Linked DNA regions of Homo sapiens: region 2 is linked to region 1. A link is a contact called in ENCODE Hi-C or POLR2A ChIA-PET data. All regions are on one chromosome and are shown on one strand. The core of a region is the stretch at or near the end of the contact, and the rest is flanking DNA. Distances in the headings are between cores, read along the strand shown. Region 1 holds the start of PDCD2L (programmed cell death 2 like). Region 2 overlaps GARRE1 (granule associated Rac and RHOG effector 1).

What was found. A loop is a pair of places that touch in the nucleus more often than their neighbours do. ChIA-PET counts read pairs that join two places held with the same protein, here RNA polymerase II (POLR2A). Pooled maps may share reads with other maps.
Region 2: a loop to region 1 is called in a pooled map, with 2.4 times the contacts of the local background. The contact joins the enhancer-like site here to the promoter of PDCD2L in region 1. A Hi-C loop is called at or near these places in 1 of 50 pooled maps. POLR2A ChIA-PET finds 5 or more read pairs at or near these places in 4 of 52 experiments (GM12878, T-cell, activated CD4-positive, alpha-beta T cell and 1 more).

What each region holds. Positions count from the first base shown.
Region 1 is chr19:34,402,440-34,406,045 of GRCh38, forward strand. PDCD2L (programmed cell death 2 like) reads left to right here and starts at 1,960. Exons shown (of 7, transcript NM_032346.2): 1 at 1,960-2,099; 2 at 2,210-2,376; 3 at 2,491-2,551. The coding sequence starts at 1,992.
Region 2 is chr19:34,307,614-34,311,267 of GRCh38, forward strand. The region is part of intron 2 of GARRE1 (granule associated Rac and RHOG effector 1); the gene reads left to right. Among named protein-coding and RNA genes, the nearest start is that of GARRE1, 55 kb to the left of the region's middle. RefSeq lists an enhancer at 2,877-3,376. Within about 2 kb of position 1,563, at least 12 of the 41 ENCODE cell types and tissues checked have a DNase peak (open chromatin) inside an H3K27ac peak, as active enhancers do.

The sequences.
Region 1 (3,606 bases), core at 710-3,209:
CCTCTTTGTTCAATATTCCAAGAACCTGGACGACTTGTAGTCAAGATCCTCCCCTGGTAATACTACTGTGTTGCCCAGGCTTATCTTCAACTCCTGGGCTTAAGAGATCCTCCTGCCTTGGCCTCCGAAAGTGTTGGGATTACAGGCGCAAGCCACTGTGCCCAGCATCACAGGGCCTTTTAAAGCTATCAGGATGAAGTGTGGTAAAAAAAGGAGTAAATGGGTTTCATCTCCAGATCCTTGCTGGGCTAGAGCCAAACCTCACAAAGGCTGGTGCTTCCTCCTTTGAGGTGTAAATCCTTGAAAACATTCATTTCTTTTGCATACCACGTTATGAATCCTAAAATAATGTTTTTGCAGCCTGCATTTTTAAAAAGTCAGGTTTATTGGGGTGTGATTTACATATAGTAAGATTCACCTTTCTTTGGTATACAGTTATGAGTTTTCACAAGTGTATATACAGTCTTAGAACCATTACAGATGAGATATACAGCATTTTCCTCACCCTCAAAAGTTCCTGACACTTGTGGTCCAGTCCTACTCCCTCATCCCAACTCCTGACTACCATTGAACTGATTTTTTTCCCTCCGAAGTTCTGCGTTTACCAGAATGGCGCCTTTTGTGTCTGGCTTCTTCCCATGATGCTTTTGAAATTCACCCATGTTGTGCTGCAGGAATTGAAAAAACTGTATTGTGTGGCTGGGCGCGGTGGCTCACACCTGTAATACTAACACTTTGGGAGGCCGAGGTGGGCAGATCACTTGATTTCAGGAGCTCGAAACCAGCCTGGCCAACATGGTGAAACCCCGTCTCTACTAAAAATACAAAAAAGGCCGGGCATGGTGGCTCACGCCTGTAATCCCAGCACTTTGGGAGGCCAAGGTGGGCGGATCACCTGAGGTTGGGAGTTCGAGACCAGCCTGACCAACATGGAGAAACCCCATCTCTATTAAAAATACAAAATTAGCCAGGCATGGTGGCACATGCCTGTAATCTCAGCTACTCGGGAGGCTAAGGCAGAAGAATCGCTTGAACCTGGGAGGCAGAGGTTGCAGTGAGCTGGGATCACGCCAGTGCACTCCAGCCTGGGCGACAAGAGCGAAACTCCGTCTAAAAAAAAAAAAAAAAAAAAAGCCGGGCGCCGGGCGTGGTGGTGGGCGTCTGTAACCCCAGCTACTGGGTGGGGCTGAGGCAGGAGAATCACTTGAACCTGGGAGGCTGAGATGCAGTGAGATGGCGCCACTGCACTTCAGCCTGGGCGACCCAGCAAGACTCTGTCTCAAAAACAAAACAAAACAAAACAAAAATAAAAACTGAAAAATCTCAAACATATAAAACCCAAATAGAATAAATCTCCATGTGCCTGGCACCAAATTTCAACAATTATCAACTCATGGTCAATCTTACTGTATTTACACCCCACCACCTTAATTATGTAGTAGCAAATCGGAGGTATTTCATCTATAAGCATTTTGGTGTGTTTCTCTAAAAATTAAAAACTTTAACTTTTTAAAAAACTTTATTGTTCTTGTTAATGACTGATAATACCATTATCCCACCTAAAATTTTTATTTTCCGGGAAGGCTTTTTTCTGGTGGCTCACACCTGTAATCGCAACACTTTGGGAGGCGGAGGCGGGAGGATCGCTTGAACCCCAGGAGTTCAAGACCAGTGTGGGCAATATAGCAAGTCCTCGTCTCAGGAAAAAAAGGAAAAAAGAAAGTTAGCTTTTTGGCAAAACTACTTCCTAGTAGATGGTGTGTACTTCCTATCACAGCGCATTAAGGGGCACATAATGCCTGGGACTCCGGGATTTCGAGCCCCTGACGCCAGCGGCGCCTCTGTGGCTCTGGGACCTGAGCGCACGCGCCTTAAAGCCACGCCTCCGCATCGGATCCTAGTAAGGGAGCGGGGTTATCATTTTAGCGTAGCGTTGCGCGTGCGCAGAGAGGCCGCCGTAGTTTGCGTTTTCACCTGGTCGCCCGGCGGCCATGGCGGCCGTTCTGAAGCCGGTGCTGCTGGGCCTTCGAGATGCGCCGGTGCACGGCAGCCCCACAGGGCCGGGTGCCTGGACTGCTAGCAAGCTGGGCGGCATTCCGGTGAGGGCGGGTGCCGGAGCTGGGGTCGATGGGTGCTGCTGAAGGGTGCGGAGGGAGTGGGCGAGGTCCTGGGGGGAGTCGGGGTCTGAGCGCCTCCTCTGTCCCCTCAGGATGCTCTGCCCACCGTGGCTGCGCCCAGGCCCGTGTGTCAGCGCTGCGGGCAGCCGCTCGCTCTGGTCGTGCAGGTGTATTGCCCGCTGGAAGGCTCCCCGTTTCACCGTCTGCTGCACGTGTTCGCGTGCGCCTGCCCCGGCTGTAGCACCGGCGGTGCGCGCAGGTAGGCGGGGAAGTCCCAGAGCTGCTCCAGGGGTGTCCTTTCCAGCGGGCTGGGGCGGGCCGGCGGGCTGGAGTCGGGGTGCAGCCCTCACGGCCCTTTGTCTTCACCCCGAAGCTGGAAGGTGTTCCGCTCCCAGTGCCTGCAGGTGCCAGAGAGAGAGGCGCAGGACGCTCAGGTAAAGGTTGTGATTGGCATGTTATTGTTTTTCTGTCATTTGAGGATATTTTCCAGAGAATAGTTTGGGGCAGACTTTAAAGCCGTGTTCTTTGAAGTACACTGGAGTGTTTTTTGCTTTTCTGAAGAACCATAAAATGCTATTTTCGTAAAGTTTTTTTTTTTTTTTTTTTTTGAGACGGAGTTTCGCTCTGTCGCCCAGGCTGGAGTGCAATGGCGCGATCTCGGCTCACCGCAACCTCCGCCTCCCAGGTTCAAGCGATTCTCCTGCCTCAGCCTCCCTAGTAGCTGGGATTACAGGCATATGCCACCACGCCCGGCTAATTTTGTATTTTTAATAGAGACGGGGTTTCGCCATGGTGGTCAGGCTGGTCTCGAACTGCCGACCTCAGGTGATCCACCCGCCTCGGCCTCCCAAAGTGCTGGGATTACAGGCATGAGCCACCGCGCCCGGCCTTTCTTAAGGTTTTGTGAGAGTTTTTTTTTTCTTCTATTTTACTTTATTTTTATTTTCTAACTCCTTTGTTAAAAGGAGATGGAGGCCCAGCATGGTGGCTCACGCCTGTGATCCCACCGTTTTTTGAGAGGCTGAAGTGGGAGGATTGCTTGAGCTCAGAAGTTGGAGACCAGGCTGGGCGCGGTGGCTTACGCCTGTAATCCCAGCACTTTGGGAGGCCGAGGCGGGCGGATCTCCTGAGGTCAGAAGTTCGAGACCAGCCTGGCCAACATGGCGAAACCCCGTCTCTATTAAAAACAAAAACAAAAAATTAGCCGGGCATGGTGGCAGACACCTGTAATCCCAGCTACAAGGGAGGTTGAGGCAGGAGAATCGCTTGAACCCGGGAGACAGAGATTGCAGTGAGCTGAGATCATGCCACTGCACTCCAGCGTGGGTGACAGACTCCGTAAAAACAAAACAAAACAAAACAAAAGAAAAAAAAAACGTTGGGAGAGCAGTCTGGGCAACATAGCAAAACATCGTCTCTATAAAAAGTAAACAAATTAGCCAGGCATGATGGCCACGCAACTGTAGTGCCAGCTACTCAGGAGGCTGAG
Region 2 (3,654 bases), core at 313-2,812, 95 kb before region 1:
TATATACTTATATATACATATATACTTATATATACATACTTATATATACATATATACTTATATATACATATATACTTATATATACATATATACTTATATATATACTATATATACATATATACTTATATATACTATATATACATATATAGTATATATATACTATAAAATATATATACTATAAAAAAAAAATATATATATATATTTTTTTTTTTTTTTAGAGATTAGGCCTTGCCATATTGCCCAGGCTAGCCTCGAACTCTTGGGCTCAAGCAGTCCTCCAGCCTCAGCTTCCCGCGTATCTGAGACTGCGTAGCTGAGACTACAAGTATGTATCACTGGGCCTGGCTCTCAAATCTTTACACAGTTGCATCTTGGCTTTCAGTTTGACACAACAACAAATTTCTTTTGTATACTATGTGATTACCTGTGAATATGTTTGAAATAATTTATCTGTGAGTGCTGACTGACTCTTAATTAAGGACCTTAATTCAGGTATATTAACATTTATTTTGGATAGATATATACCAGAAATATTGTAGAGTAACAATAATGGAAAATATTAGAAGCTGGTTTCAAAAATACGATTTGCATTAACCTTAATGGAATTGAATGTGCATCCTGTTCCTTTTTTTTTTTTTTTTTTTTTTGCCCTAAAGGTAAAAGTAAGTGTTACTTGTTTTGACTGGTAGATCTTCTGTAACAGATTATGGAGTAAATATTTCCTAATGGTATGTGCCAGATGAAAGTTCATATTGCTGCTGCTAATCAGAAACTGAAGTTCACCTCATAAAAAGCTTGTATGAATCCAGTTTTGAAACTTGCTAATTTCAGGTCAGTGTTTTTGGCTTACTTTTTTGCTGAGGTGAATCTGCTATTACCTAAATTGTCTTCAGACTTTAGCCTGTAGAGGAAGCTGTACTTAATTAAGCAGCTGGAATTTGGGTGATTCTGTAAATTTGCATTGTGGTCAACAAACATGATTTACCATCTGTCTAGCCCATTCTACGTGGGTGGAAGCCACCAAGGCCATTGGGCATCTGTCACTGTGGAGGGACTGGACCCTTTGACTTTGATTTGTCAAGACAAGCATGTGCAACCAACTCATTATTCTGATAAATGCTAATTAAAAGGAGAAAAGTAAGGAAATAAGCAAATTTCCTGCTTTTCCAGTAGAAACTGTTTTTCATGGTAACCAAATAGCCCTAATGGATGAGAGAAAAATCTCCACTTTGCAGACTGTGATCAATTCGGTGACTCAACCAGTGGCCAACAGTGGAGGATGAAACCATTTGTTGGAAGGTTGCTGAGGAACCGCATTTGGGAGAATCAGGCCTTCCGCACCCAAATCTCATTGATCAGCCTTAGTGTCATGGAAATGGAGACAGGTCATCACGTCTCCTGATGTGCTGCAGCAAGAACCGCACAACACATCTAATATTAATAATATTCTACTTCTCCCTCTTTAAAAAAAAAAACAAACCCTGAAATAATCTAATCAAGCTTCTAAAATGAATCCAGTCTACAGGAAATGTGGGGTGTAGTGACGCAAGTTATGCAATACCACGAGAAGGCAACCAGACAAATTCACAATGTGGCATATCCTGTAATAAGTTGACCTGATTTGTTCAACAAGTCAGTAGCATTAAAAGAAATTACACAGAATGTACTGTTCTAGATTAAAAGAGTTAAGCAATATAACAACCAAATAAAATTACCTTTTTGGGGTTGAGGTTCAAACCAAATGTAAAACATAATTTTTAAAAGATAAGTTGGGAAGCTTGAACACATACTGAGTCTTGGTTGATTGGGATTTACTTCAAAAAAAGAAAAAAGATGGGGAAGGATAGATGGTAAAAGCATGGCAAAATGTTAATGGAATTGAAACTTTTAATTTTTTTGTAGAGACAGGATCTTGCTGTGTTGCCCAGGCTGTGAGCCCAGGTCTCAAACTCCTGGGCTCAAGTGATCCTCCCACCTCAGCCTCCCACAACACGGGGATTATAGGCTTGAACCACTGTGCCTGGCCATAGGATTGAAGTGTTTTGATGGGTACATGGGGGCTTGTTATGTTCTGCTTTTGTGTACGTTTGGACCTTTTCCAAGTTTGCAAAAAGTGAGAGAGAAATTCAGGAATGTATTAAAGACGTAATATATCAGAGTACCCAATAAATAACTCCATTTCATGGAGGGCTTTTCGCATGTGAAGTGGTCTTCTAACAGAAAGGGGAGCATTATTGAGTAGTTAGAAAACCCAAGGTGTAGGGATGAAGAGAAAAGCAGGTGTTCTTCAAAAAAAATGAAGAGAGTAAAAGTGAATCAAAGGAGAAAATGGGAACAGAGAAAAGACCGTCTCTGAAAGTGGGAGGCCAGCAGCAGGTGGGAGTCAAGGAAAGAATGAAATGTTGCTAATTTTGGGGACTAGTGATTGAATGGCAATGTTGCTGTCTTTTTAGAGAGTAGGATTTAAAATTTTGAGTTGCTGAAAAGGCTTGCGTGATGTGCTAGAAAAATTAGGTTTGGTGGGCAGATTAGAAGGAAACAAATAGGAGAGTTCATGGAATATAATTTCAGATAGAACTGGCTTTCCTGAATTAATTTTTTGGTTCTAGTCAGCTTAGGAGATCTCACAGGATTGGATAATGGCCTGTTCTGGCAGCCTCCCTCCTCTTTACAAACCAGGAACCTGAGCACCCATAAAACAGCATTTGCCTGAAGTCCTTCTGAGGCCAGCCCATGTATGGGTTATGTGTCCTATGTGTCTGCTGCCTCCCCACTGCCTCGGGCCAGTGCAGTCTAGTGCAGAGGGGCTTGTTGGCAGAGGCCATCCCCCTGTGAGAACAGGCTGTCTTGCCCCTCTGCTAATGGTGAAATGTCCAGAGCCAGGAAATCAGAAATAGCGTGATGTAGAGGCACCCCTGAGCACCCTTGCTCGCACTAGGGCCCCTCCTGAGTAGGCCCAGCCACCTGGCCTGCCTTCCTCTTCTCCCAGCTGAGCCACCCACCCTCCTCGATAAATACACATGAGCTAGCTGCAAGCATTGCACAGATGACAAGGACAATAAAAGCACTCCAGGACTGGTAGGCCAGATAAATAAATAGACTGGCACTAGGTGTGATGAGTGCTGTGATGCAGATGGAAAATAGCCTGAAGTCTGTTGATTCGGCAAAACTTTCAACTGCTCCTCTCCCCGCACCCAGCTCACTGTGCCAGGGCCAGCCCTCATACCAGAACCTCCTACCTAACTGAGAGCGCATCTGAGCAGGGGCAGGGCAGAGAGCCCAGTAGGCCCTGGGGAGAGTGAGGAGATACTGGTAGTTGCCTCTGAATATCCAATCTCTTTTTTCTTTTTTCCTTTCTTCTTTCTTTCTTTACCTTCTTTCTGCCCCCGCCCCCCCGCAAGACAGGGTTTCACTTTGTTGCCCAGGGTGGAGTGCAGTGGAACAATCACAGTTCACTGCAGCCTGAACTCCTGGGCTCAAGCAATCCTCCTGTCTCAGCTTCCCAACTATCTGGGTCTACAGGTGCATGCCACCACACCCAGCTAAACTGTATTTTTTTGTAGAGTTGGGGTTCCATTACATTGCCCAAGCTGCCATTTTTTCTTAGTAACAAACTCTCATTTTGTTTTCCATACTGTACCTGGAATAAGGACT